Linked DNA regions of Homo sapiens: all the other regions are linked to region 1. Evidence: chromatin loops called from intact Hi-C (ENCODE). Cell type or tissue: PC-9. All regions are shown on one strand. Links, peaks and the distances in the headings refer to the core of each region. The heading gives the core; the rest is flanking DNA.

The links. A loop is a pair of places that touch in the nucleus more often than their neighbours do. Peaks named below come from ENCODE experiments on the same cell type or tissue, not always from the same donor. Only the 100,000 strongest peaks of a DNase experiment are listed, where the experiment ranks them.
Region 2: a loop joins it to region 1, with 7 times the contacts of the local background. A loop is called at or near these places in 33 of 110 quality-filtered maps.
Region 3: a loop joins it to region 1, with 3.0 times the contacts of the local background. A loop is called at or near these places in 2 of 110 quality-filtered maps.

What each region holds. Positions count from the first base shown.
Region 1 is chr12:809,133-819,735 of GRCh38, reverse strand. WNK1 (WNK lysine deficient protein kinase 1) reads right to left here. Exons shown (of 28, transcript NM_018979.4): 2 at 5,922-6,094. Among named protein-coding and RNA genes, the nearest start is that of WNK1, 62 kb to the right of the region's middle. RefSeq lists an enhancer at 10,255-10,603. In PC-9, for the core only: CTCF peaks have their summits at 1,146, 2,883, 3,086, 5,356 (motif pointing right) and 1 weaker place; DNase peaks (open chromatin) are centred at 2,075 and 5,355; H3K27ac peaks cover 2,030 bases.
Region 2 is chr12:1,087,265-1,097,867 of GRCh38, reverse strand. All of the region lies in intron 3 of ERC1 (ELKS/RAB6-interacting/CAST family member 1), which reads right to left. Among named protein-coding and RNA genes, the nearest start is that of ERC1, 100 kb to the right of the region's middle. RefSeq lists an enhancer at 2,773-2,922. In PC-9, for the core only: CTCF peaks have their summits at 4,304 and 4,504; a DNase peak (open chromatin) is centred at 4,537.
Region 3 is chr12:1,111,992-1,122,594 of GRCh38, reverse strand. It overlaps ERC1 (ELKS/RAB6-interacting/CAST family member 1), which reads right to left. Exons shown (of 19, transcript NM_178040.4): 6 at 10,297-10,380; 7 at 6,562-6,729. LOC124902857 (a long non-coding RNA gene) reads left to right here. Exons shown (of 3, transcript XR_007063157.1): 2 at 4,973-5,029; 3 at 7,096-7,181. Among named protein-coding and RNA genes, the nearest start is that of ERC1, 130 kb to the right of the region's middle. RefSeq lists an enhancer at 5,996-7,195. In PC-9, for the core only: CTCF peaks have their summits at 4,226 and 4,445 (motif pointing left); DNase peaks (open chromatin) are centred at 4,394, 6,594 and 6,684; H3K4me3 peaks cover 1,615 bases; H3K27ac peaks cover 3,049 bases.

The sequences.
Region 1 (10,603 bases), core at 1,087-9,086:
AACTTAAAAATGGAACAATAACCTAAATAGAAAAGTTAAATTGATAGAACTCTTAGAAGAAAACTTAGGGATACATCTGTATGCCCTTGGTTATTTATGACAATGGACTCTTACATGACACCAAAAGCCCAACCATCAAAAGACAAAGCAGATACATTGGATTTTATCAAAATTTAAAACTTGGCACAGGCTTGAGCATCCAAATCAGAAAATCCAAGATCCAAAATGCTCCAATAGAAAATCTGAACTTGAGCACCAACATGACACACAACAAAAATGCTCATTTGAACATTTTGGAGTTCAGATTTGGGAGGCTTAACTGGTAAGTATAATTCAAAGTTCCAATATCTGAAAAAATTCAAAGCCCTTCTGGTCCCAAGCATTTCGGATAAGAGATACTATACTCAATCTGTACATCATAGAACATTATCAAGGAGCAAAAAAGGCAACCTATAGGAGAAAATATCTGCATATCATGGATCTGGACAAGGGTCTAATTTCTAAAATATATAAAGAACTCTAATAAATCAACAAAAAAACAAGCAATCCAATAAAAAATGAGCAAAGAACTTGAATAAACATTTCTCCAAAGATACACAAATAGCCAATAAGCATATGAAAAGATGTTCCACATTATTAATCATTAGGGAAATGCAAATGTAATCCATAATGAGGTATCATGTCACTCCCGGTAGGATGCCTCCTCAAAAAGTTAAACAAAGATTTCCACATGACTCAGCAATTCCATTCCTAGTATACAGCCAAAAGAAATGAAAACAGGTACTCAAAAAAATACTTCTGCACAAATATTCATAGCAGCAGTACTCATAATAGCCAAAAGGTGGATACAGCCCAAATGTTCATCAATGGATAAATAAACAAACTGTGATATTTCCATGCAATGGAATGTTATTCAGTCATAAAAGGGGATGAAGTACTGATGCGTGCAATCACGATGATCCTCGAAAACACCATGCTAAGTGAAAGACGCCAAACACAAGGATCCATAACATACTTTGAGTCTATTTATAGGACATATCCTGATTAGATAAATCCATAGAGATGGTAAAAAGTTGGTAGTTGTCAGGAGCTGAGGGTTGGGAGAAATGGGAAATTGTTCCACGGGCATAGAGTTTGTGACATGAAAAGCATTCTAGAAATTGCACAGAAATGTGTTTGTATTAACACTACTGAACTATACACTTAAAAATGGTTAAGATGGTAAATTTTGTTATGTTTTTTACAATAAAAAAATCCCATCCACGAATGGCTGGTCCCAGAGATCAGGCAGTCCAACCACTTGTTTTACATACACATGGGGAACTGAAGCCCAAATAAGGTTAGCTATTTGCCCAAAATCACAGTTGGTCAGAGGCAGCGGTGGGAGCAGTCACAACTTCTACTGCAAGTCTAATGCTCTTTCTACTTAATAAACCCTCCTGTTGGCATAAGCCTCTGAAGCTCAGAAACTGAAAATTTCTTTTTAATTGTAAAAAGAAAAAGAACTTAGATAATGTGCAATTAAAGAAAAAATACGCTGCCTGGCTGGAGGAAGGGAAATGCAGAGTAACTGCTTAATGGGCACAGAGTGTTCTGAGGTGATTAAAATGTTGAGTAACTTGATAGATGTGGTACTTACAAAACATTGTGAATGTACTAAGTGCCACTGAATTGTACTTTCTAAAATGTTAATTGTATGATATTTGAATTTCATGTCTATTTAAAAAAATACATCTAAATTTATCTCAACTTTTAATCCAAATTTTTTTTCTTTTTCTTTTTTTGAGATGGAGTCTCACTCTGTCACCCAGGCTAGAGTGCAGTGGCACAATCTCGGCTCACTGCAACCTCCACTTCCGGGGTCAAGCGATTCTCTTGCCTCAGCCTCCCGGGTAGCTGGGATTACAGGCGCCCGCCATCATGCCCAGCTAATTTTTCGTATTTTTAGTAGAGATGGGGTTTCACCATGTTGGACAGGCTGGTTTCGAACTGACCTCAGGTGATCCTGACCTCAGGTGATCCATCCGCCTCAGCCTCTCAAAGTGCTGGGATTACAGGTGTGAACTACCACGCCTGGCCTTAATCCAAATTTTCTGACTCATACATTCCCATCTTATTTTTCAGCTATGGGTGTTTTATCTGTTTCAATGTAAATATACATAGAGAACAAAGGTAGAAACTCGAAAGGTCCAAAAAGCACGCATTTTGGAATTAATTCCCATTCCTTCCCAATCTGCCTCTCCAAATGCTGCCAATGGTCCTAGTTATCCATTCTTCCAGAAATGAATATGAATGTTTTCAATCTACTTGCTTAGGAATCTGTATACATTCTCAATCAGAATTCTTAAATTCTGAAATTTTTCTTTTTCTCATTCTCTCTACTTTTTCATTTTTATTTTTGAGATGGAGTCTCGCTCTGTCACCCAGGCTGGAGTGCAGAGGCACGATCTCGGCTCATTGCAACCTCCACCTCCTGGGCTCAAGTGATTCTCTGCCTCAGCCTCCAGAGTAGCTAGGACTACAGGGAAACCCCTTTTAGATAATTAAATCTATCTGGGTCTTCTCACTACTATGTCATCCTCTTTAAATATTTTCTGTCTTTTTTGTGTGTTCTGTTGCTCATTTCTTCGTAGTTAATATTCCTGTCAATTCAATTCAGTCTGCTGTTTAACCGTTAGACCATTTATGTTTGAATTTTAATGTTCTTATTTCTAGAAGTTCTTCAGAAGCTTTTAAATTATGCCTGTCTTTTTTTTCTTTGGTGTCTTTTTCCTTCAATTCCTTCTTTTCTCTTTATACACTTCATATACACTTACAAATATCTTTACTGACATCATTATGTAAATAATTGTTTGTAATCACTTTCAGACTTGTCCATGATATCCTTAATTGTTGCAGTGCTATTTTCTGGTTGTGTCTATTCACCTTCATTGGTGTGATTTGTAATTTAATTGTGAGGTCATCTTCTTTGGAAACAGTTTTGCCTCTGGACACTGACCAAGGAACTGTGAAAATGTCCCCGGGAGTTTTCTTTCCGTTCCTGATCAATTATCATGTATGTTCTTCGGTTTGGGATTCCTGTACCAAGTAGATGGTACAAATTTATGTTATAGCGCCATCTACATATGAGATGGAAGAATACCAAACAGGCTGGGCACCGTGGCTCATGCTTGTAATCCCAGCAGTTTGGGAGGTCAAATCGGGATGAGGCCAAATCAGGATGAGCTCAGGAGTTTGAGAGCAGCCTGGGCAACAAAATAGACACTGTCTCTACTAAAAAAAAAAAAATTGTTTTTTTATTAGACAGGTATGGTGGTGAGCAACTATAGTCCCAGGTAGTGGGGAGGCTGAGGTGGAAGGATTCCCTGAGCCCAGGAGTTTGAGGCTGCAGTGAGCTATGATTGTGCTGCTGCACTCTGTCCTGGGCAACCGAGTGAGACCCTGTCTCCAAAAAAAGAAAAAGAAAAGATTAGTTTACAGAATAATTAAGAACACTGGTAGCATTTGATGTGAATTTCTATTTTTCATAGGTCTCCCCTCTTATCCACAGTCTTCTGCACACAGGTAAAATTCCTTGCAGCTTTCACTGGCTAGAGCACTGAGGTCTCTCTTTTCACGGATAGTTCAGTTTTTTGACACAGGCTAAGTTCTAGCTCCCCTCTCTACCTAGTTCTAAGGCTTTCTGTCCTTGCATGGACATTAAAACTAGCATCAACTCCTCAACCAATATGTGGTCTAAAATCCCAGAGTATAAGTTCCTGTTTTGGCTTTGAGTTATCTCTGCTTATTATCTGGAGGTTAACCTTTCTTTCCTTAAAGCTTAGACACGTATTGGAAAAAACTTTTATTATATTCCACATTTCAGTTTGTTGGTGTGGGACAGCCATTCCACAGGGGCTTATTACCCCACTATGTTACCCAAAGCTCCTCAATATAGTTTTTAAAACAAGTAAACCATTGTATTTTAGAGTAATCTTAGGCATGCCAGACAAACTGTTGACAACCAAGTAAGTATCCAAACCAGTGGAAAGAATCTCAAGATGTACACATAATTATTACCACATAATTCTCCTTAATTCATTCAAACACTTATTATTCAGTATTAGACACTTCCAGTAGAATGTGATATCTAGCACTTGTTCATAGTACTAGGTATATAGTGCTAGTTAGCACATTCTAATGGAAGAAAAGAGAGTATCAAGAAGCCTGACTAACTAGGATAAAGGTATTGCCATAAACAAGAGTGGAAGTTGGATAAAGAAATTAGAATTTGCAGGACAGAAATGATCTGTTCATGTTTCAACATGCTAACCGTAAGCATTTCAGAAAACATGCAAGTGACTATATCCAGGTGCTGTAACACTGTATTCCAATGATCTGGAATTAATCAGCTCAGCAGTATTAACTTTAACAATTAATAAAGAATATATGCCACAGTGATAATTTAAAAATATCCAATTTCACCAAATAAAAAATTTATACAAGGTAACTTACTACAGGTTCTTCTCTGAGTAAAAACAGATCCTCTAAGATACCAGGGGTCCCCAACCACTGAGCCACAGATCAATATCAGTCCATGGCCTTTTAGGAACCTGGCCACACAGCAGGAGGTGAGTGGCAGGCGAGCAAGCAAAGCTTCATCTGTATTTACAGCCGCTCCCTCACTGCTCGCATTACCACCTGAGCTCTGGCTCCTGTCAGCAGCATTAGATTTCTCACAGGGCCATGAACCCTACTGTGAACTGTGCATGCAAGGGATCTAGGTTGAGCGTTCGTTATGAGAATCTAATGCCTGATGATCTGCCCTGTCTCCCATCACCCCCAGATGGGACAGTTGAGTTGCAGGAAAACAAGCTCAGGGCTCCCACTGATTCTACATTATGGTGAGTTGTATAACTATTTCATTATATATTTTAATGTAATAATAATAGAAATAGAGTGCACAATAAATGTAATGTGCTTGAATCATTCCAAACTTCCCCAGCCCCACCCCCGCACCAGTTCATGGAAAAACTGTCTTCCATGAAACCAATCCCTGATGCCAAAAAGGTTGGGGACTGCTGCTCTAAGAAACCTGGGATTACAAAGGCATACTCCAACACTTACCAAAAGCTCTTTACAATAAGTAACGGGAAATTTCTGCATTAAACCTATTTCTGTGAAAGGAATGATAGATCTAGCTATTTGGGGATTAATTTCTGATGTTATGGGAAATGGAACTAAAAGTATTTTTTAAGTGATAACTGTCACAATATAATCTGCATCTGATATAAAAGTTGCAGGGATATAGCAAAGCACAATACAAATGAAAAAAATAGGTAGTTTCTCAATAAACCTTAATCTCATTTTAACCACTAGAGGGCTACCTTGACATTTGATTTCTGATTCCTTAGCCACTCTTTTTTTTTTTTTTTGGAGACAGAGTCTCACCTAGGCTGGAATGAAGTGAGGTGATCTCAGCTCACTGCAACCTCCGCCTCCTAGGTTCAAGCGATTCTCCTGCCTCAGCCTCCCAAGTAGCTGGGGTTACAGGTGCACGCCACCATGCCCGGCTAATTTTTGTACTTTTAGTAGAGACGGGGTTTCACCACGTTGGCCAGGCTGGTCTCGAACTCCTGACCTCAGGTGATCCAACCTCAGGTGATCCGCCTGCCCCGGCCTCCCAAAGTGCTGGGATTACAGGCATGAGCCACCACACTCGGCCATAACTTCTCATTTCAATACTTACCAAGAAATAATTATCAAATCACTTTATATACTAGAGGACTTTGTGGGCAAGGAAATATGCTAATACAGTAACAGTTGGAAGGACTGTTCCCTTCTTAGGCTGAACAACCAAAGTGAAACTGGTAGACCTGAAATTTAAAAAATCAAATTCTCTCATACTTCTTGGTCAGCTTTTGTAATACTGATGAACTTACGTTTTAAGTGTTCCAGACGTCATAAGTTCAGTCACCAAAACAATGCACTTCTTTCCTTTTACTGTGGATTCCCAGGAATCATAAAATCTAACAATATTGGGATGCTGAAGACCTTTTAACATTTCAGCTTCTTCTTTAAATCTCTGCCTCTCAGACTTTGTTAATTTTCGATCCTAAAATCAAAAACCAAAACAGAATGTGGTTTAAAATGATAAAACACCAAATCAGACAGTTAATCTTAGACACTTAAACATTACTAAATCATGATCGATGGTGTTTAAAAAATGCAAATGCTGAAGTTATAAATGATAGATTTGGATTATATACATTCATGCTTGAGATCATTTTAGTATCTTTACTGTTAATGTGTAACTCAGATATAGTCTCATTTTTGTAAGGTGCAGTTAACTTTCCATATCCAACATAAGTCATCAATTGCTAGACATGCAATTTAATGTCAGGAAATGAACATAGGCTTTGGAGGCAAAGACCTAAATATAAATTCCAGTTCTATCTTTGCCTTGATTAAAATCAATCTATCTTTAACCAAAACATTGTTTTTATTTTTGTTTGTTTGTTTAAAAGACAGGAAGTCACTCTGTGACCAAGGCTGGAATGCAGCGGTGCTATCATAGCTCACTGCAGCCTCAAATCCTGGGCTCAAGGGATCCTCCCACCTCAGCCTCCAGAGTAGCTAGGACTACAGGCATGTGCCACCTTGCCCGGCTAATTTTTTAATTTTTTGTAGAGATGAGGTCTTGCTATGATGCACTGGCTGGTCTTGAACTTCTGGTGATCCTCCTACTTTGGCATCCCAAAGCCTGGGATTACAGGTGTGAGCCACTGCATGAAGCCTAATTTTTTTTTTCTTTTAAGCAATAACTTAAATACTCAAGTATTTGTCTTCAAGTCAGGAAAATTCTCAGTATCTCTCTAAACACTGTCTCCTCTCATTCTCTTTTTTTCCCCTTCCAACTCTTCTTTTCTTTTTAAACAATTTTTAAATGTGTGTGAGTATGTGTATAACTTTAGTTTATCCTTAATATCCTTTAATTTCTCTCTCATTTTCCATTTCCTTCTGTATGCTACTTTCTGGGCAATGTTTTCTGATCTACCTTCCTGTTCATTAATTTTTCTCTTCAGTTATTACATCAATTATTAATTGAACTTTAAGGTTCTCACTCTGTCGCCAAAAGTACCCAATAAGGAATGTAATAAAAGGAAACCAAGTTACTACTCCTGTTTCTACTCTGCCCAATAGCATTAAAACCAATGGATACTATGTACATGCCTCTTACATAACACTTAATCACAGGCAACATTATATTGACTCTTATCCCCCATAGAATAAGCCCTCAGAGGCTTTTTGTCATGAAAAGGCAGTGACAAGATACCTTTTTGTGTTCTATCTTTAGCACCTGACAACCTAGCATAGTGACTTGTTCAACAGCCATTTGTTGAATGAATTCCATAAATGTCTTTTCCCCTCAATACCCCTTTAAAAGTGTGTGTGTGTGTCCTTAATAAGCAGTTAGCATTTCCCCAAGGATAAAAAATTCCTGTGACTTAAAAGAAAAATGAGAATTGAAATTGGGCCTCTGAGTCTCAGTTAAGTCCAACACAACCCATACAGAATGATCAACTTGCAAAGGTCCCAGCTTTTGATTTTTAAAAATGGTTTGTAAAAGCTTATTGTAAAAAAGCTGCCAACTACTTATTTATAGCAAAGCATAGAGGGAAAAAAACGGGGGACTTCTTTGCCATCAAAAATCCGTATTTAATTTTCCTTGAGAATACACTGAATGACAATCTAAAAATTCCATAGAAATATTTAGAATATTTTATCTCTAATTTGCCCAGAAGACATCTATACTATAAATACAGGCTACTTTATATAGCTAAGTGTTTTTATCCTTTCTGAAAAGTATTATTTATTTTAAGGGATCTGAGAACCCCTGCTTAATGTTTGAAGTTAGAAATACAGATGCATGACAACAGATTATCATCAACAAAGCAGGAAATGGGGGAAACCTAAACAAATAATTTGGGGCTTCTTTCAATAGTTTGTCTACTTGTTCCATCTATAACTGAATATTGTTTTTTTTTTAATCTAGGAACATTTCATAAAATATCTTAGAGAAGTACATAATTTTAGCACCCAAAAGACTTTAAGACAATAATAAAGTAGATCAAAACTAACATAAGACACAGATCAGAAGGAACACCTGGGGTTTTAAAAATAATTTTTGCCAAGTATTTGCCATTTACTAGTTGGCTGCTTCACTTCATTTAATCCTCAGAAAAATGTTGTGAGACGAACTGACTCACAAAATTTTATTATCTCCCTCAAATTCACATGAAAAACAGAACTAAGAGACAAATGAAGATTTGGTTCAAAGCTCATGTTTCAATGACAACAAACAAACCCTAAATATTTTGCAAAACTTCTAAAATAATTTTCTTCTCAGAAGATCCACGTTTGTTATTATATAATAATTATTGAAAAGAAATAGGAACTTTATACTAAATTACAGCTGAAGGTAAAATAAGAGGAACCATATATTGTTTAAATATTACCAACTGTCAATCAAATTATCATGAATACAATGATAAAATTTTAAAAGACCGTATCAAAAAGTAGCATTAAAACATCAAGTGAGACTTAGAATGGATTAGCCACTGTTGCTTTTTAGAACCTTCTCTTCACCATTATGGAGCTGGATATTCCTGGGGCCTTAATATACTATACTATCCCAATTGCAGCATTCATTACCTTCAATATAAACTAAAGCTGATACAGCTAACCCATTCTATTCATTTCGTTCATTTCTTTCCATCTACATTAAGTTGTTTTGACAGGATAAATGAGCAAAACCAAGGATCCGTGTCACATGACCTCTTCATAACATGCACAGTTCCAGGCTGCTGGGGGTGGGGTGGGGGTCAGGCAACAACTAAAACAATTGCTCATCTCAGTACTACCCAAATTACAGTGCTCAGTAGATTATCCACTGATGTAATTTCTTCTGGAGTGAGAAGCACAATGCTAATGTTTAGTACAATGACCTCATAACCATTTGCACATCTTCCGTCCCTTGCTTTTAAGAAGCTGTTTCATTTTAAACATCCTCTGACAGACATCTCTCTTTACCCTCATATTTTAGTATTTTTAAAGTAGCAATCCCATCCTTTGCTATTGTTCACTTTATTCGCCCAGAAGCAAACCTTCCAAACCAATTGTGCTAATGGAGCAGTGAGACTAGTTTTCATTCATTAAACTTGAAATTTTTACTTTACAGCTAACAACTGTATCCCCAAAATTATCTGGTCCTCAAGTCTTATTAACATTTAAATTTCTCTAGTATTATATATGTGCAATATTCAAAATTTTACTGCTAAATTAAGACCACACATGATAACTCTACATATCAAAATATGGGTGGAGAAAAGTGTCTGGAATTCTTGATTAAAATATTTTAGGTCAATATTGGAATACTCCCTCCTTATCATTTTCTGCACCACACTGACTTAGCAAGACATGGGCATCTATTTCACCTTTTTTTTTTTTGAGACGGAGTCTTGCTCTGTCGCACAGGCTGGAGTGCAGTGACACAATCTCTGCTCACTGCAACCTCCACCTCCCGGGTTCAGGCAATTCTGCCTCAGCCTCCTGAATAGCTGGGATTACAGGCGTGTGCCACCACACCTGGCTAATTTTTGTATTTTTAGTAGAGACAGGGTTTCGCCATGTTGGTCAGGCTGGTCTGGGACTCCTGACCTTGTGATCTGCCCATCTCAGCCACCCAAAGTGCTGGGATTACAGACGTGAGCCACCGTGCCCGGCCTCTATTTTATCTTTTAAAGTGATACTAATTGTTGTTGGGTATTAGGATAAAGAAATAAAAACTTGTCTTCAGGCAGAGGGTACAGCAGTTTGTAACATTGCTTTCCAGGGCAGCATGGGTTTCAGTTACAGTTTACAGAGAAAACAATTTTTTAAAGAATTATTCTATGTGTTAAAAGAAATTAAGCATATAAATAATTATTTAAGTCTGGCAACTCTCTCATAGGCCTATATGGTATAACAGCAATTCAAAGATGACAGAAGTATTAACTGTAGGTAACTAACTCTTCTTAAAAACTTCAGAATTAGAGATTGAAGGCCTGGGAAAGGTTGGAAAAACTACAACTAGAAACAAAATAATAATTCTCATGCAAAAATTCTTAACTGTTAAAGATAGCAAAAAGACTAACATGGCTTTCAAGGTGTTTTGAAGTATAATATAAAAATTACACCTGCATTTTATGTGGCCAAATCTACAGATTAAATTCCTACTGCAGATTTCTTTATGACCTTCCAGTCTGGTACTCTTACGAGATGAAATTTGGGGTCTATCGCATAAAGAAGAGAGTCTATGTGAGCCCAACTTTCCTCAATGGGTGAAAAGATATCATAATTATGGGGGGGAGGGGCAGGTAAACATGGCATCACATCCCCTGCTTCTCCATGGAGACTTTTACCTATCATTCTGAAATAGCACCAGTTTCAGAAAGACCAAAAAAAAAAAAAATTTTTTTTTTTTTTTTTTCCTCAAAAGAATAGGAAAAAAAAATCTGGTTACCTGGTTGTTCTAACTCCTCTATCAGCCCCTTCTTCCCAATATGGCTCACCTTTATACACT
Region 2 (10,603 bases), core at 1,048-9,047, 280 kb before region 1:
TGGGGGGCACCTGCAATCCCAGCTACTCGGGAGGCTGAGGAAGGAGAATCGCTTGAACCTGGGGGGCAGAGGTTACAGTCAGCCGAGATCGCGACATTGCACTCCAGCTTGGGCAACAGAGTGAGACTCTGTCTCAAAAAAAAAAAAAAAAATTAAAAATTAAAAACAAAACACAGAGAAGGGAGCTTACCAGAAAAGCAGCACTGTCTAACCTGACAAGGGTCCCCTTGAGTCTTTGGCCAAATACTAAGCTGTGCATGTATAGGGCAAGCTGCCACAAAATAAGATCAAGAGCTACTGGAGAAAGAGCAACTATCAGAGAGCCATGAGTTGAGTAACTACCTGAACCCCATAGGGCTGGGAAAAATTCAAGTTCCAAATAGTGGGGAGAACAGCAGAGGCATTTAGTAGAGACACTAAAAGGTCAAGCTTAGGAGTAGAGCTGATGTAGCCTAGAGAAAAGGCTATTCTAAACCAGGCCTAACAGAGTTTAAAAGCAAGTCTTGAAAGGATCAAGTTAATCCCCAAGTAAATTAACTCTTGCCAGACAAAACAACCCTTCATTAAGGAAGGTACCAAAATCCAGATACTCAATCACCTTGTGTCCAAAATGTCCATCATACCACAAATTCTATACACACGAAGTAGGAAAATATGACCTACAACCAGGAGAGAAGTCATTCCACTGAAATAAACATGGATATTACAAAGATGATGGAATTGTCATTCCAGCTAATAAGCCAAGAAATGCTCCAACTGCACGAGAAAAAAAAGGAGGAATTAAGGGCAAATCGGTAATTAAGAGATTTAAAGCATATTTTTGAAAAACAGACAAAACAAAGACATAATTCTTAGGGATGATACCTAGGAATGATATTAATTTAACATATAATACAAGATAACAATACTATGATAGTAAGGATCAGATGTGATAAGTATAATAAGCAAAGGCATGATAACTATAAAACCCAGAACACTGGTTACTTTTAGAGGGAAGGGAGAGTTCTGGCTGGGTTGGTTCACGTACAGGACTTCTGGGTGGCTGTGAAAGTTCTATTTCTAGACCTAGGTAGTGGTTATGAGGGTGCTTACTTTATAATTTACTTAACTATACACCTGTTTTATTCTATTTCTTACATGCATTCCATATTGTATCAAAAAAGAGTTTTTAAAATCTCTTAAAATTATTTGTTTTCTTCCATCCCAACACCTAACACATTAATTAGTTTAGGCCATAATAATCTCTCACCTGCCTTAAAACGACAAACTCGTCAGCCTCCTCCCAGCCTAGTTTGTCCATGTTGAATCTGTTCTGCACACTACAAGGTGATTGACTGGGCACACGGTAGATATTTAACAGTATTTGTTCAATAAATGAGTGTCGAACTTTAAATTGTCTGAGTAAAAATAAAATGAACTCTGCTAACTGTAAACAATCTTCATTTATTAACAAAATTTTATAACCTATACTTTACAACATTTTTATTTGGTATTTCTGTATCTACTTGAAAATATTAAAACTGCATTTTTTAAAAAATAACACACAATTTAGATTTTCAACTTATTTCATCTGATTTCTCCTCTTGAGCATCACCTAATTCCTAAAGAAAACCGAAAAATCCATTTGAATAAAAAGTCCTGACTGGGTGCAGTGGCTCATGCCTGTAATCCAAACACTTTGGGAAACCAAGGCAGGCAGATCACTTGAGCTCAGTAGTTCGAGACCAGCCTGGGCAACACGGTGAATCCCCATCTCTATGAAAAACACATAAAACTAGCTGGGTGTGGTGGTGCTCATGTGTAGTCCCAGCCACTTGCGGGGGCTGAGGCAGGAGGACTGCTTGAGCCTGGGAGGTGGAGGCCGCAATGAGCCAAGATCACGCCACTGCACTCTAGGTGACAAAGTCAGACCCTATCTCAAAAAAAAAAAAAAAAAATCCTTCCCTGCGTACAATAAAGAATTGGGGTGTATTTTAAACCATCCATAGGCATAAAGCTTTTCTACAAAGACGTTTTAAAACCCATTGCTCAAAACAAACTCCCATTCAGAAGCCTGCACCTTACAGTTCACTATGAACACATCTTCCAGTCAGTGAGCTCATAAGCTCCCCTTTCCCACCAAGCACATCAAGCCTATGCCTCCCGCATTGTCAATAGAGAGAGAAGACTGGAAATAGAAGTACTATTCAAAGAAGTGTAAGAAGTAGAATATGCTATTTGGTCACTTTATTTCACTCCTTTTTGGCTGAAAATTTTCATTTGAAAAAATTAGAGGTAGAAGTATCTGAATCTTGTTATATAGTCTATTTGTCTTTTTTTGTCTTAGTCCATTTAATGTTGCTATAATATACTTTCAAATGTGGTAGACCATAAAAAATATGTTCATTTTCTCTCCTTAAATAACTAAAGAATAATGACTAATTTATATTTAGAAAATAAACAAGTTAGAAACAATTTTTTTTTTTTTTTTGGTGCAGTGGCACAATCTCGGCTCACTGCAACCTCCACCTCCCGAGTTCAAGCGATTCTCCTGCCTCAGCCTCCCAAATAGCTAGGACCGCAGGCATGCACCACCATGCCTGGCTAATATTTGTATTTTTAGTAGAGACGGCATTTCAGCATGTTGGCCAGGCTGATCTTGAACTCCTGACCTCAAGTGATCTGCCCACCTAAGCCTCCCAAAGTGCTGGGATTACAGGTATGAGCCACCACGCCTGAGAAACAAAATTTAATAATTCTCCTTTTCCCTAGTTGTTTCTTTGTAAAAGTAAGTCAACTTTTACTTGCACACCTGAGAGAAAGAAGTATGTGTGACTAAAAAGTAAAACTTAGGTCTGAAAATTTTTTTTCAAGTTTCAAGTCTTAGCCCTCAGCACCCTTGGTTCAAGGATAGAAGCTCCACATTGTTCGGGAAGTCCCTTCACAGATTCAATTTCTGAATTTATCATACTGACAACACAGCGGAGACAGAAATAAAAAAGAAGGGAGGGTAAATGGAAAGAACTGTTACCACTTTTTCGTATCTTAACTTGCCCAGTGTCACACACCATTGTACCTGAACCCATTACCATCTCTGGTAATAGTAGTGTGCTCAGAAAATGTCACCTTGTCAAAATGGAAATGAAGGACAAATGATGTAATTTAAAAAGGAGAGGAAGGGCCAGGCACGGTGGCTCACGTCCGTAATCCTAGCATTTGGGAAGCCAAGACCAGCGAATCACTTGAGGTCAGGAGTTCGAGACCAGCCTGACCAATACAGTGAAACCCCATTTCTACTAAAAATACAAAATTAGCCCAGGTGTGGTGGCACACGTCTGTAATCCCAGCTATTTGGGAGGCTGAGGCAGGAGAATCACTTGAACCCAGGTGGCGGAGGTTGAGGTGAGCTGAGATCGCACCACTGCACTCCAGCCTGGGCGATAGAGCGAGACTCTGTTGCCAAAAAAAAAAAAGAGAGAGAAGGAATAACTTAAATAAATAAGGTATGCAACTGTTCTCATCTTCCAAAATTGCTACAAAAGACAAACTAAGAATTTCTTTTTCTTTTTTGGCCGGGTGTGGTGGCTCATGCCTGTTGTCCCAGCACTTTGGGAGGCCGAGCCGGGAGGATCACTTGAGGTCAAGAGTTTGAGACCAGCCTGGCCAACAAGGTGAAACCTCATCTCTATTAAAAATACAAAAATTAGCCAGGCATGGTGGCAGGCACCTGTAGTCCCAGCTACTCAGGAGGCCGAGGCAGAAGAATTGCTTGAACCCGGGACGCGGAGGTTGCGGTGAGCTGAGATTGCACCACTGCACCCCAGCCTGGGCGACAGAGCCACACTATGTCTCAAAAAAAAAAAAAATTTCTTTTTAAATTCCTATTCATTTTCTATGTTTTTCTATATATATATATATATATATATATATAGAAAAATATATATATTTATATAGAAAAATATACATTTATATATAGAAAAATATATATTTATATATAAATAAATACACATAAACATATATATATGTTTCTTTTTTTCTTTAATCTCCTCTGCTTATACCTTCTATCTGCCAGTAATACTGACAAACTGACAAGCAGTCCTCAGATATGCTAGTTAGATTCAGAATTCCCTAGCCTAGAACATATTCAAATATTAGCACTTTTAACCTCAAAGATTTTTGCAAACCTAACACGATAGCAGTTGTACTAATACGGTTTGTTGATTAAAATACAGACAAAAAACTAGTAGGCTGCAATAATGTTTTAAAACAAAGTTGTATTTTATTAATCACAATAGCATACCAGCATTTAAGTAAGTAGGAGCACATACTGAAATATATTATTTAGTTGGCCTATAGACAATGTTTGGTATGCATATGGATTGAAGACCCAAAAATTCCACAGCCAACTTAGGTATCCTCTGCTAGCGGACTGAAAACCAAAGTTGGGGCCTCAAATGTTGGTGTATAACAGAATCACCTGTCAAGCCCTCAGCACTAACCAAGTCTTGCCTGTAATTCAGCATTTGTCCAAGAGATGTCCCCACTCTTCTAACAGTCAAATGAAAGGAGCTACAGCGAAATAATACAAAAGCTAAGAATAAGCGGTCAAACAACAATGTGATTTGAGTACAAACAGAAAATACAATGCTTCATTGAAATCTTACTTTTTACCTCTCGGCTTTTGGGGGGGAGAATTATTTACCTGCCAGCTACAAAATCATGTTAATAAAGAAAACGTAAAACTAATTACAAATGTTACTACTAATAGCTACAAATGCCATTTTAATGCTATCTTATTTCATCAAATCTAAGATGCCACTGATTATAAGACACACCACTGTTGTACATGCTGAAAAGAAATAGTGGAAATGCCTCCAAATAAATCATGACACAAAACTTTATCATAAATTTAGGGTTTTGTTTGTTTGTTTTTGAGGCAGAGTGTCACTCTGCACGCTGGAGTGCAGTGGTGCAATCCTGGCTCACTGCAACCTCCGCCTCCTGGGTTGAAGCAATTACCATGTGCCAGCCTCACAAAGAGCTGGGATTACAGGCGTGCACCACCACACTCAGCTAATTTTTGTATTTTTAGTAGAGACAGGGTTTTGCCATATTGCCCAGGCTGGTCTCGAACTCCTGGCCTCAGGCGATCCGCCCGCCTTGGCCTCCCAAAGTGCTGGGATTACAGACGTGAGCCATTGCACCCGCCCTAGAATTTTTACTTAATACTGATTGCAAGAGTTAGTTTTTTTAAACTTATTTAAACAGAGTTTAATCACATACCATCATAAACTGTTTTCATAACTTTCTCCATACCGGGTAATTTTGTTTCAATGCTGATTCACAGAATATTTATGCAGAAACACTGAACAACAAAGTTAACATGGGAAATGCCAACAATGCTCATACCTCAGCTGAAATGATGACAAAATGAATGGACATGATTATATTTGTGAATACACGGGCAAACAAATATACCAGGACTGCTGCTTTGCTGATATAGACTGTTAACATGACACCAAGTGTTAACACTTAACTCAATTTCATTGTTAAAACAGGGAAAGTTGTGACTTTTAGAATTGATTAAATGTGGGCCGGGCGCGGTGGCTCACGCCTATAATCCCAGCATATTAGGAGGCCGAGGCGGGCGGATCACGAGGTCAGGAGTTCAAGACCAGCCTGACCAACATGGTGAAACCTCGTCTCTACTAAAAACAGAAAAATTAGCTGGGCCTGGTGATGGGTGCCTGTAATCCCAGCTACTCGGGAGGCTGAAGCAGGAGAATCGCTTGAACCCAGGGGGCGCAGGTTGCAGTGAGCCGAGATCGCACCATTGCACTCCAGCCTGGGCAACAGAGCGAGACTCCGTCTCAAAAAAAAAAAAAAAGAATTGATTAAATGCCACTTTTTTTTAAAAGATGGACAATAATTCAATAACTAATGAAATTTCTGGATACCCTAGCATTGCCAGCCCATAATTCTTTGTGCTGCTTCCTGATACGCTAGTGATATTCTGTACATCTCCAGCAATCATTTCAAGTCCCCATTCCCCTAATCTAGATTACAGCAGTTAAATTCCTTACTATACTCCCTTGTTCACTCTTCTCTCCTTCCTCCATTTATTCTCAGCACAACCAGAGTAAATTTTAAAAGCAAATCAGATTGTGTCACTCCCTTGATTCAACGGTGGAATGGTTTTCTCTCCCATTTTGAATAAAATGGTTGCATTATCTGCAAGGATCATAAAGGCAGGTACTTTTTCTCAAAGACAGCATGGATTTGTTTGCTGCTATATCCTTAGTGCTGTGCGCATGGTTGGTGTCCAGTAAATACGTGATAAGTGAATCTGACTCTGGCCACCTCTCCAATTTCGCATCTCATTAAGTCTTCCCCTTATACAGTATATTCTTGCCCTCCAGCCTCCCTCCTGTTTCCTCAAAACTCCTTCCTATGAGGTCTTTAAAACTGTTAATGCTTCTTCATGAAATTATTTTACTTGGCAAAGCTGGCTTCTTCTCTTCAGATCTCCACTGAAAGGGTACCTACTAAAGGACACTTACCCTGTTATAAAATCCCCTTCCCAACTTAATTAGCACTCCACCCAGAAAGTCTTTCTGAACAGTGCTGATGCACAGCATTCCATCCTTGTAAGATAAAAAAAGAAACAAATAATGAAGGAATCTATAAATAATAAAAATGGGGCTGGGTGCAGTAGCTTACGCCTGTAATCCCAGCACTCTGGGAGGCCGAGTCAGGCAGATCACCTGAGGTCAGGAGTTTGAGACCAGCCTGGCCAACATGGCGAAACCCCATCTCTACTAAAAATACAAAAATTAGCTTGTGCACGCCTGTTGTCCCAGCTACTCAGGAAGCTGAGGCAGGAGAATAGCTTGAACCCGGGAGGTGGAGGTTACAATGAGCCAAGATTGCGCCACTGCACTCCAGCCTGGGACAGAGCAAAGCTCTGTCACAAATGATAATAATAATAATAATAATAATAATAATAATAATAATAATAATAACAACAACAACAACAACAACAATAATAATAATAATGGGCCAGGCATAGGCATATTGCCTGTAATCTCAGCACTTTCAACAACAACAATAATAATAATAATGGGCCAGGCACAGGCATATTGCCTGTAATCTCAGCACTTTCAACAACAACAATAATAATAATAATGGGCCAGGCATAGGCATATTGCCTGTAATCTCAGCACTTTCAACAACAACAATAATAATAATAATGGGCCAGGCATAGGCATATTGCCTGTAATCTCAGCACTTTCAACAACAACAATAATAATAATAATGGGCCAGGCATAGGCATATTGCCTGTAATCTCAGCACTTTCAACAACAACAATAATAATAATAATGGGCCAGGCATAGGCATATTGCCTGTAATCTCAGCACTTTCAACAACAACAATAATAATAATAACGGGCCAGGCATAGGCATATTGCCTGTAATCTCAGCACTTTCAACAACAACAACAATAATAATAATGGGCCAGGCATAGGCATATTGCCTGTAATCTCAGCACTTTCAACAACAACAATAATAATAATAACGGGCCAGGCATAGGCATATTGCCTGTAATCTCAGCACTTTCAACAACAACAATAATAATAATAACGGGCCAGGCATAGGCATATTGCCTGTAATCTCAGCACTTTCAACAACAACAATAATAATAATAATGGGCCAGGCATAGGCATATTGCCTGTAATCTCAGCACTTTCAACAACAACAATAATAATAATAATGGGCCAGGCATAGGCATATTGCCTGTAATCTCAGCACTTTCAACAACAACAATAATAATAATAATGGGCCAGGCATAGGCATATTGCCTGTAATCTCAGCACTTTCAACAACAACAATAATAATAATAATGGGCCAGGCATAGGCATATTGCCTGTAATCTCAGCACTTTCAACAACAACAATAATAATAATAATGGGCCAGGCATAGGCATATTGCCTGTAATCTCAGCACTTTCAACAACAACAATAATAATAATAATGGGCCAGGCATAGGCATATTGCCTGTAATCTCAGCACTTTCAACAACAACAATAATAATAATAACGGGCCAGGCATAGGCATATTGCCTGTAATCTCAGCACTTTCAACAACAACAACAATAATAATAATGGGCCAGGCATAGGCATATTGCCTGTAATCTCAGCACTTTCAACAACAACAATAATAATAATAATGGGCCAGGCATAGGCATATTGCCTGTAATCTCAGCACTTTCAACAACAACAATAATAATAATAACGGGCCAGGCATAGGCATATTGCCTGTAATCTCAGCACTTTCAACAACAACAATAATAATAATAACGGGCCAGGCATAGGCATATTGCCTGTAATCTCAGCACTTTCAACAACAACAATAATAATAATAACGGGCCAGGCATAGGCATATTGCCTGTAATCTCAGCACTTTCAACAACAACAATAATAATAATAATGGGCCAGGCATAGGCATATTGCCTGTAATCTCAGCACTTTCAACAACAACAATAATAATAATAATGGGCCAGGCATAGGCATATTGCCTGTAATCTCAGCACTTTCAACAACAACAATAATAATAATAATGGGCCAGGCATAGGCATATTGCCTGTAATCTCAGCACTTTCAACAACAACAATAATAATAATAATGGGCCAGGCATAGGCATATTGCCTGTAATCTCAGCACTTTCAACAACAACAATAATAATAATAATGGGCCAGGCATAGGCATATTGCCTGTAATCTCAGCACTTTCAACAACAACAATAATAATAATAATAATGGGCCAGGCATAGGCATATTGCCTGTAATCTCAGCACTTTCAACAACAACAATAATAATAATAATGGGCCAGGCATAGGCATATTGCCTGTAATCTCAGCACTTTCAACAACAACAATAATAATAATAATGGGCCAGGCATAGGCATATTGCCTGTAATCTCAGCACTTTCAACAACAACAATAATAATAATAACGGGCCAGGCATAGGCATATTGCCTGTAATCTCAGCACTTTCAACAACAACAATAATAATAATAACGGGCCAGGCATAGGCATATTGCCTGTAATCTCAGCACTTTCAACAACAACAATAATAATAATAACGGGCCAGGCATAGGCATATTGCCTGTAATCTCAGCACTTTCAACAACAACAATAATAATAATAACGGGCCAGGCATAGGCATATTGCCTGTAATCTCAGCACTTTCAACAACAACAATAATAATAATAACGGGCCAGGCATAGGCATATTGCCTGTAATCTCAGCACTTTCAACAACAACAATAATAATAATAACGGGCCAGGCATAGGCATATTGCCTGTAATCTCAGCACTTTCAACAACAACAATAATAATAATAACGGGCCAGGCATAGGCATATTGCCTGTAATCTCAGCACTTTCAACAACAACAATAATAATAATAATGGGCCAGGCATAGGCATATTGCCTGTAATCTCAGCACTTTCAACAACAACAATAATAATAATAATGGGCCAGGCATAGGCATATTGCCTGTAATCTCAGCACTTTCAACAACAACAATAATAATAATAATGGGCCAGGCATAGGCATATTGCCTGTAATCTCAGCACTTTCAACAACAACAATAATAATAATAATGGGCCAGGCATAGGCATATTGCCTGTAATCTCAGCACTTTCAACAACAACAATAATAATAATAATGGGCCAGGCATAGGCATATTGCCTGTAATCTCAGCACTTTCAACAACAACAATAATAATAATAATGGGCCAGGCATAGGCATATTGCCTGTAATCTCAGCACTTTCAACAACAACAACAATAATAATAACGGGCCAGGCATAGGCATATTGCCTGTAATCTCAGCACTTTCAACAACAACAACAATAATAATAATGGGCCAGGCATAGGCATATTGCCTGTAATCTCAGCACTTTCAACAACAACAATAATAATAATAACGGGCCAGGCATAGGCATATTGCCTGTAATCTCAGCACTTTCAACAACAACAATAATAATAATAACGGGCCAGGCATAGGCATATTGCCTGTAATCTCAGCACTTTCAACAACAACAACAATAATAATAATAATGGGCCAGGCATAGGCATATTGCCTGTAATCTCAGCACTTTCAACAACAACAATAATAATAATAATGGGCCAGGCATAGGCATATTGCCTGTAATCTCAGCACTTTCAACAACAACAATAATAATAATAATGGGCCAGGCATAGGCATATTGCCTGTAATCTCAGCACTTTCAACAACAACAATAATAATAATAATGGGCCAGGCATAGGCATATTGCCTGTAATCTCAGCACTTTCAACAACAACAATAATAATAATAACGGGCCAGGCATAGGCATATTGCCTGTAATCTCAGCACTTTCAACAACAACAACAATAATAATAATGGGCCAGGCATAGGCATATTGCCTGTAATCTCAGCACTTTCAACAACAACAATAATAATAATAACGGGCCAGGCATAGGCATATTGCCTGTAATCTCAGCACTTTCAACAACAACAATAATAATAATAACGGGCCAGGCATAGGCATATTGCCTGTAATCTCAGCACTTTCAACAACAACAA
Region 3 (10,603 bases), core at 1,089-9,088, 300 kb before region 1:
AGAGATAGAGATAGAGATAGAGACACAGATAGAGATAGAGATAGAGACACAGATAGAGATAGAGATAGAGATAGAGACACAGATAGAGATAGAGATAGAGATAGAGATAGAGATAGAGACACAGATAGAGATAGAGATAGAGATAGAGATAGAGACACAGATAGAGATAGAGATAGAGATAGAGACACAGATAGAGATAGAGATAGAGATAGAGATAGAGACACAGATAGAGATAGAGATAGAGATAGAGACACAGATAGAGATAGAGATAGAGATAGAGATAGAGACACAGATAGAGATAGAGATAGAGATAGAGACACAGATAGAGATAGAGATAGAGATAGAGATAGAGACACAGATAGAGATAGAGATAGAGATAGAGATAGAGACACAGATAGAGATAGAGATAGAGATAGAGATAGAGACACAGATAGAGATAGAGATAGAGATAGAGATAGAGATAGAGACACAGATAGAGATAGAGATAGAGATAGAGATAGAGACACAGATAGAGATAGAGATATAGAGATAGAGATAGAGATAGATAGATAGAGATAGAGATAGATAGAGATAGAGATAGAGATAGATAGAGATAGAGATAGAGATAGAGATAGAGACACAGATAGAGATAGAGATAGAGATAGAGATAGAGATAGATAGAGACACAGATAGAGATAGAGATAGAGATAGAGATAGAGATAGAGATAGAGACACAGATAGAGATAGAGATAGAGATAGAGATAGAGATAGAGATAGATAGAGATAGAGACACAGATAGAGATAGAGATAGAGATAGAGATAGAGATAGAGATAGATAGAGATAGAGATAGATAGAGATAGAGATAGAGATAGATAGAGATAGAGATAGAGATAGAGATAGAGACACAGATAGAGATAGAGATAGAGATAGAGATAGATAGAGATAGAGATAGAGATAGAGATAGAGATAGAGATCATCAGCCTTTGTTTCATTTGCCACTGTATCCCCAGTGCTCAGAAGGGTTCTCAGCAGGTACTCCCAAAACCGTGTTGAATGAAGAGATCAATCAATACATCTTTCTCTTCTTTCACAATCTCGTCACAAAAGATGCCTATCTCTTTCTGAGGCTATGTAATTCCATCAACCTAAATCCTTTTCTCCTCTCTACCAACATGAATTGTTTCTTCTTCTCCCCATCTTTCTTTGTGGCTAGTCCTCAACCTACCAATCAAACAAGAGTCATGGTCGTCTATGCACATCATAATTAGCGAAGTCAGAAATGATGAATTCCAGTCCCAAAACTAATACCAAGTAGTTGTATAGGCCTTCAGCATGTCACTATATTCTCTCTGCACAGGGAGGAATTGCAGCGTTATGATCAAGAACGCAAGTTTGCGGGTTTGAATCGATCGGGCACTAGGTCATGTAACCTCAGTCTCTCTAAGTTTTAACTCCCCATCTGTAAAATGTTACAACAATTCTTATTTCTTAGAAGGTTACTCTAAGAATTAACTGGGAAAATGAAAGTATACAAACCCTCCATGGTACAAGACTCAGGTTAGATATTATCATACATATTCTTTAAATTACGGAAAGACTGGATGATCTCTAAAAATGCCCTCTAGTTCTAAGAATGTATTACTAACTCTTAGTATGCTGAAGAAGTCAGAACTGGGCTGGGACTGCAAGCAGAGGGTGCACGTCAAACAACAGCATCCTAGCTCTAGTGCCTAGTGCCAAAACATCCTAGAGCAAGGGCAGGTCCTCACCTTGTGCTAGATGCTGATCTCCTGAGCACCTCCGAAAAAAAGAACCACTTCCTCTTACTATTACTAAGATATAGATTATATTCCTTACCTATAATAAACAGAATTCCAAAACACAATTTCCTGGAGAAGGGGAAAAACCTGTACTACTTTGAAGCAGTAAGGTGTACATTATTTTGGCTTATTGATACAATCAGCTCTGCTCTGCACATTGAGAATTCATCCTGAAAATACATTTAATGGTAGGTCCCTAGTATAGCATCACAATTTTGGAACAAGAAAAGAACTTTAATTCTTGAGAATACTGTAAATGATATATCAAAAGTCCCAGTGTTACTAGTGAGAGTAGCCTCAAGTGCCAGTCAAAAGTGGTATGCTAATAAGCAGTTCACAAAATTCTCAATTATAAAAGCAAAACAACAATAATTATCTTGTCTAACCCATGCCATTACTATGAAGAGCAAATAAAACAATAAAGATCAAATCAAATCAAAGTGCTATAAACTGTAAGGTGTTTCGAAATTTTTTAACCCACTGAATTTAAATTTCCCTCCATGGCTGGACACAGTGGCTCCTGCCTATAATTCTTGTGCTTTGGGGGCTGAGGCAGGAGGACTGCTTGAAGCCAGGAGTTCAAGAACATCCTGGGCAACATAGTGAGACCCTGTCTCTACAAAAAATACAAATTAAAAAATCAGCCAGGAGAGGTGGCCTGCATCTGTAGTCCTAGCTACTCAAGATGCTGAAGTGGGAGGATCACCTGAGCCCAGAAGTTCAAGGTTACAGTGAGCTATGATCAAGGCACTGCACTACAGCCTGAATGACAAAGTGAAACCTTGTCGCAAAAAAAAAATAATAAATTAATAAAAAAATGTCCCTCCATATTCAGATGAGAACAGAATTAAACACCTAGTCATAAAAACCTTAGGAAGTTGTTATTATCATTATCCTCATTTTATAGATGAGGAAATGGAGGCTTAAAGAAGTAAAGTAACTCCTGAATGGATGCGGTGGCTCACACCTGTAATCCCAGCACTTTGGGTGGCTGAGGAGGACAGATCACCTGAGGTCGGGAGTTCGAGACCAGCCTGACCAACAGGGAGAAACCCCATCTCTACTAAAAATACAGAATTAGCCAGGTGTGGTGGCACATGCCTATAATCCCAGCTACTCGGGAGGCTGTGGCAGGAGAATCGCTTGAACCCAGGAGGCGAGGTTGTGGTGAGCCAAGATTGTGCTATTGCACTCCAGCCTGGGCAACAAGAGCAAAACTCCATCTCACACACACACACACACACACACACACACACACACACACACACACACACACACACACAAAGAAGAAGTAAAGTAACTCCTCTAAGGTCACACAACTAGTAAAGGTAGAGGGCTGGTTTTCAAGCCTATGTCTGACACCAAAGACCATGCTTTTAACCACTATATTACTAAATCCAGACCACCTCTGTGAAAGTCATCAGATTAAAAGAGATGGTTACAAAACGGGAGCGATTCCATATATACTGTACCTTGTATAACACCAGAGGGCCTTAGTCCATGTACCCTGAATAGGGAAAAAAAAAACAAAAAAAACAAAACAAAACAAAAAACAAACAGATCTTTTCACATGTAACTGTTTTCCTTAAAGGATTTTTAAAATTTTTTAAACTCCAGGCTAGGCACAGTGGCTCACGCCTGTAATCCGAGCACTTTGGGAGGCAGAGGCAGGAGGATTGCTTGAGCTCAGGAGTCCCAGACCAGCCTAGGCAACACAGTGAGACTCTGTCTCTGCAAAAAGTTTTAAAAATTAGCCAGGTGTGGTGGCACATGCCTATAAGTCTTGGCTACTCAGGAGGCTGAGGCAGGAGAAGCGTTTGATCCCAGGAGTTCCAGGCTGCAATGAGCTATTAATATAATCATGCCACTGCACTCCAGCTTGGGTGACAGAGTAAGATTCTATCTCTAAAAATAAAAATGAAAGAAAAACTCCATGCTCCATGTTCTTTTTTCATATATACTTAATTTAGTAATCCGAGTGTTAGATCGAAGTCTGGGATAGCTGCAGAAAAGATGAAATCAACTAAGAGCAAATTATAGAAACACATGAAAACTTTCAAAGAGCTGGTATAAACTGCCTTTTACTGGGCTCTAACACTGGCAAGTTACATTGGAAAAGGTGACTCTTGTCAAGTGCCACCAGAGTAATTTTTTAAGCAATGCTAATAAATAGACATATTACATTCTTAAAATCATCCCAAATTCCAAAGAAAGTTAGCTTTCATTCTTTTATCTTTTATGATGAGATGGTTCTATTTGCGCAGTGGCCCTAGTAACTTACAGAAATAATCACTGAGACTCAGCTACTCCTGCAATGGCTAAAAACTAAAAACCATTCATGAATGACAATAAATACAATCTATTCTCTATGGTACAAGAAACCAATCACAAGCCCATCTGGGTGAGACCTGGCTAATAAGAATATTATTTGAGGGGGGTACAAAGAGAAGCATGGATTGCCAAGGGGGAAAAGTCATTTATTAGACTGTGACAAGCTTTTAAATGTTTGCATTATCATTAACCAACTGCTTGGTTCTCTGGTTTGTACACCTGCCACCTCCATCCAAAGCTATTACAGTAGCAAACTTGGAAGTGCGGCTGACCTCTAGAACACTGGCACCCTCTTCTGACCCTTTTGCTGTATTGCATGCACTCAAGCTACTGAAGTGAAAAACGATTAATAAAGCTATTACATTTTAAAATAACTTAAAGAGTGTAATTGGATTGTTTGTAACTCAAAGGATACACGATTGAGGGGATGGATACCGCCATTCTCCATAATTTATTTTCACATTGTATGCCTGTATTAAATATCTCACATACCCCATAAATATATATACCTACTATGCACCCACAAAAAATTTTTAAAATAAAGCTATAAATGAATAACTTTGCAGGTAACATTATCTAGATGATTTCATATTTATAATTCCCTGAATAAACCTAAGTTTAGCTTAATAAAAGTAAGAAAATGCAGATCATCTAAATACTATGTTCTCTTAACATCTCAACAGTATATGCATTAGTTGATTTTATTAGAAGAATTATAAAATGATAACAATGACGAATGTACAAAGACTTTACTATGTGCCAGACACTGGCAGTAAATAAACGAGTTTAATTCTAACAACAAACTTATGAGTTAAGCACTACTATTCTCTTCACCTTACAGACGTGAAAAGTGAAGTGTAAGGAAGTTGAATACGTTCCCAGGATCACGCGACTCATAGTAAGTGGTAAAGATGGAAGTCCAAACTCAGTAAACATGACTCTAGAGCCAAAGCCTTAGCCACTACTGCATCTCATGATTTTATACCCAAATATCTCTGTGAGGTAGAATGGAGCTGACATCATAACAAAATGAAACATAACTAAAATAGAAAAAGTGTAAGTTATAAGAAAAATGACAAACATGTCAGCTAAAATCTCCCATTTTTAACAAAGCCCCAAATTGTACAGATAAAAATATTACATGAAACAGTTTAGGTTCCTTCTTCATTCTTCCTTATTGGAAGATTCTTGTCTTCTAAGACTATGAGGTTTTTATTCTTTCTTTTCCTCCTCATTCCTTTTTTCCACCAAATTATGTTCTTATTTTTCTTTAAAGAAAAAAAGCTAATCTACATCATATGCTTTATGTTTCTTCTATAAAGCAAAACTACTTATCTATTCTTAAATTATCTATTTCACTGCAACCTTTAAAAAATATTTATATTAAGACAGTAAATCCACATGGTATCATCAACTCTTTCTCTTCGATCATTGAAAGTAAGATAGATAAGAATCGATCTGGGATTATTTAGCAAATACACTAAATATCTATCTGAAGTCATATACCTATCTGAAGATGGTGGATACCTAACTGAAGTCATAGCCAATAGTCTAGATCATCTTCCAAGATTTTGAAAAACACTGCCCGGGCATGGTGGCTCATGCCTGTAATCCCAGCACTTTGGGAGGCAGAGGCGGGCGGATCAAGAGGTCAGGAGTTCGAGACCAGCCTGGCCAATATGGTGAAACCCCATCTCCACTAAAAATACAAAAATTAGCCAGGCTTGGTGGCATGCGCCTATAATCCCAGCTACTCAGGAGGCTGAGGCAGGAGAATCACCTGAATCCAGGAGGCGGAGGTAGTGGTGAGCCAAGATCACGCCAAGCCAAGATCACACCACTGCACTCCAGCCTGGGCAACAGAGCGAGAGGCCATCTCAAAAAAAAAAAAAAAATTCTAAAAACACTAACTTTATTTTCAAACAGGATATGAAGACACATTGTCTAATAATCTGTGGTTTAAAATTAGACTATCTAGAACTTTAACAGATTCCAGTTTCCTATATACAGTTATTCATAATATCACAACTTAAAGACACTTAAATGTACTCCAAACACAGTGTAACCAAGCTCATTGTCATTCATGACTAGAAAATTCACCAGGGGTTGAACTGAAGCTTCTAAATCAATGATTTCTCTTTTACAATTATCCTTTTATTTTTAATACTGTCAGAGTATACTTTGAAGTACAGACTTGGCAAAAGTTTAAAGAATTAAAAACATAAACTGCACCTGTTTTAACTTGTTAGATCTAAGAACAACTGAAATAAGATGGTTACATTTTAGCACAGTGACTGATCACGCTGCTGAAGAATTAATCATAACATTACTCATATTTCCCAATTCTAAACATAACAAAAACAGCACAGGTAACGCTTATGAAAAGGTGCCAAGAAACCAACTCCCCACAAATCCCAGAATTGTTTCTACCTCAGTCTGCAGGATGGCAGCCCTCTGCTCCTTAGCAGTCAAGGACTCCTTCAACACTTCAATGTGCTGTTTACTATCTGAGAACTGGTTTGTGAGTGTTTCTAGCTTTGTCTGCAGGGCGAGTAGTTCTGTGTCCTTTCTGGACAGCTCCTGTTTCACCTGGCCAATCTAGAAAAGAAGTAAAACACTTTAAGGAAAAAAGAAATAAAACAAACACCTCTTATCTGTATCTTTCACAGATCTGAGTCACAAAATATGAAACTAAATGCAGCACGAACTGTGTGATAGGTCATATTCATCTTTTTGCATGACATAACCTTGGATCTCCCCAACCCTGAGCCAAAAAAAACCACTAAACTTATTCAACCAATAGGGAAATGTCCAGTTTTCATTTATTGTGTCTTCTAAATATTCTTTGAAACCTCTTAGAAAGGGAATGGAGGGAAAGGAAATTCCAATTCAATTAGATGACTATGAGACAGCAGTAAGCAACTGAACACCACTGTACTGATGAAATGGTTTTCATTTTTCTAGGTGAGACCTCTTCAGAACATGATGGATCAAATGCAGGATGAGTGCAGATATAACAAAAAAGGTTTTAGAAACCTCCTAGTACTATTTAAAATTCAAAATCTGCTGCTGTTGTGCTAATTTTTCACTGTTATCTTTTTCATTCTCAAAAGTTTGCATAAAATTCTTATCTTAAAAAGCCACTTTTAATGTTATACATAACATGGTTTTGTAAAATCCTATAATTTGATGTTATGTGTATTGATTAATTTCTCTCTTAACATTGAAAGTATTTTCTTTCTAACACCTTCTTTACATTCCTGTTTTCTAAGAATTTTAAAAATAGTTTTTTACCCTAAATGGAAGCCATGTAAACAGAAATTACATCTCCTTTTAAATTATGTCTACCACCTAACAAGGAACTAAAAAAGATACTAATTATTGGAAGTATACATTTGACAAGTCAGTAATTTCGGTGTCACTGATGAAACAAAAAGTTATCTTTTCATTTTCAAAAACTTGAATGTATCTAAAGTATTGTAATTGTAATAATCTTAGGTATAAGGGATAAAGCTTTTGAGAACAATTTCCCATGAAGAAATAAATTTCACATTAATTAAAATTAGACCTTTGAGGAACACCAAAAATAAATTTCCAATTTAGCCTTCTGTTTCAAAAAAGATTAAGTATTTTTCTCATATGCATAAAATCTCTTTTTAGAGATATAGTTATTCATTCATTCAACAAATATTTCTGTATGCTTATTGTATACAAAGTACCTGAGGATACTAAAAACATCAGTGGAAGATAATTTTAAACGGTGGCTATATTCATCCTGCAAAATAGTATGTACCCAAGAGTTAGCACACACTGTAACAACGTGGAGTCTTTTATGATATCCCTTCACCAATAAAAACAACCCATTAACACTATTCCATTCCCTAACACACTGATTGTAACAAAAACACATTTGTTGTATGAATGAATATTTTGGGGGATGTTCAAAGTGTTACCATTTTCTCAGCTAAAGAACTATGACTAAGATTATTCAAATTTCCAGCTACCTCCAATCACGTGGTCAAAAATAAATATAAAAATCTGTTTCGTCATCATCTGCATTATTAAGTAAGCTTCAAATAATGCTATATTGACCTTAAAGACTAAGAAAGAAAAGAAAATATTTTAAATGAAAAGCAGGGTTTAGGCCGGGTGCAGTGGCTCACGCCTGTAATCATTGCACTTTGGAAGGCCGAGGCGGGTGGATCACAAGGTCAGGAGATCAAGACCATCCTGGCCAACATAGTGAAACCCATCTCTACTAAAAATACAAAAATCAGCTGGGCATGGTGGCGCATGCCTGTAATCCCAGCTACTCAGGAGGCTGAGGCAGGAGAATCGCTTGAACCAGGGAGTCAGAGGTTGCAGTGAGCCGAGATCTCGCCACTGCACTCCAGCCTGGCGACAGAGAAAGACTCTGTCTCAAAAAAATAAAGAAAAAGAAAAAAAGAAAAGAAAAGCAGAGTTTAGAAGCACAAATTTTCCTTAAAGACTGAGAAGGGAAGACATTATAAAGGGGAAGCAAATATAATACAAAGCTTAGGAGCACAAGGCTTTGCAGACATTCACCTATCAGAACTAAGCTAGCTATGTGTCCCTGAATAATTACTTTCCTAATCAGTTTCCTAATTAGTAATAAGGAGAAATTATACGAATGCCACTGTACTGTTTATGGATTCAGTAAAATAAAGCGTGAAATGTGCTTAGCCTGTTGTCTGACTCAATGCAGAAATTACTAATAGTAGCTATTTTAAAAAGGAAGTTATTGATCAACCTTCCCTCTAGCCAATATATGGTTTCCATAAACCAAATTAGACCCTTTCCACCAAAATATTTCCCTTTTTAATATATACTATAAAGTGGACCATAAATAGCAAATCTACAAAAGTAGCCCAAGTTTGGTTTTTTAAATGCTGTATTTTTTTATTCCAGTCTTAGCCACAATTATTTTCAGAAGCAGTTTTTGCTGACACTTTGACAAATGTGTGCACAGCCTAGTATAGGTCAGTAAAGAACTTGTAAGCAGTATGTGGAAGAAGACTGCCTGTATAAAACCAAATCCTGCCTCTTACTAGCTGTGTTTTCCTAGGCACCATTCTGTTACCTCAGTTTCCTCGTCTATAATTTGGAGTTGATAATATGTCTAACTCAGCACGTTATAAAATGTTTACAGTAAGTGTGCAAGTGTTAGCTACTTTATTATTCAGCCATCCCTCGGTATCCATGGGTCCATGGGGGACTGGTTCCAAGACACACCTTGGATACCAAAATTAATGAAGGCTGAAGTCCCTGATATAAAATGATGTAGAATTTGCATATAACCTATGCACATCCTCCAGTATAGTTTAAATCATCTCTAGATTACTTGTAATACGTAATACAATGTAAATATTTACAATGTAAATAGTTGTCATACTGTATTGCTTAGGGAATAATGACATGGGAAAAAAGCCTGTACATGTTCAGCACAGACACAACATCCATTTTTTTACCCTGAAAATAAAAAACAGTTGGTTAAACACACAGATGCAAATCCACAGATATGGAGGGCCAACTGTATTTATTTTATTATTATGTTCTGAATTGAAATTTTAAGTTCATTAGAATATTGAACTAGATTTAGATACCTGAAATAAGTCTCTTAGTAATTTCAATTTACTAGATAAATACTTTCTATACATCTGTCCTAAAGAAAGTAACATTTGTGGCAAAATCACTCACTGGAGACTTAAAGATAATGTCTACATAAGGTAAAGCACTTTGCTCAAGAGTTTCAAATTCAAATAAACTCTAGGTGATAGGCCTAGAACAACTGCATATATTCTTGTACCTAGGAAGAAAAGAAGGCCGCCATTCATATAAACCAACAATAAAGGGTTGAGAAAGAAACAGGCTTTGAAATACCATCCACAGAGTGACAAAAGCAACAATAAAGTACCAGGTACAAGGCTTCCAGAACACGTGAAGGCTCACTGCACACAAAGTGACATGTGGGTCAAACTAGTGAACAGGAGTCAGTTAAAGAGCAGAGCAGGCTGGTTAGTGCTAGTAATGGGCAAAGCTGCCAACCATAGAGAATGAAAGGGTAAGCCACCCAGAAGCCATAGAGCTAGCAGGGTCCCACTGTGGGACCACTGCACACAAAGAGGTAAATCTTACGGCAAAGACCTCAGCCTGAAGACCAGCCGCTTTCTTTTTCAGCTCCTCCCATTGAGCCTCTTTCGAACTTAGTTCCTCCTTCAGTTGTTCTACCTGTCACGACATTATTATTCTTTTTCACTTATGTGTCAACTTAGGTCTTCTTCTTGTCTACTTTTGAGGCAGAATGGTAACTAGAAATAACAATAACTTATATAATACAATCAAATCTGTTCCCCTCATTCCCTCTTCAAAGAGCCATAGGTAGTTTCTAAGTTCACAGGTTTTTTCCCCCCACAGTGGACTGGAATGTGCTAATCAACAAATGAAAAACATA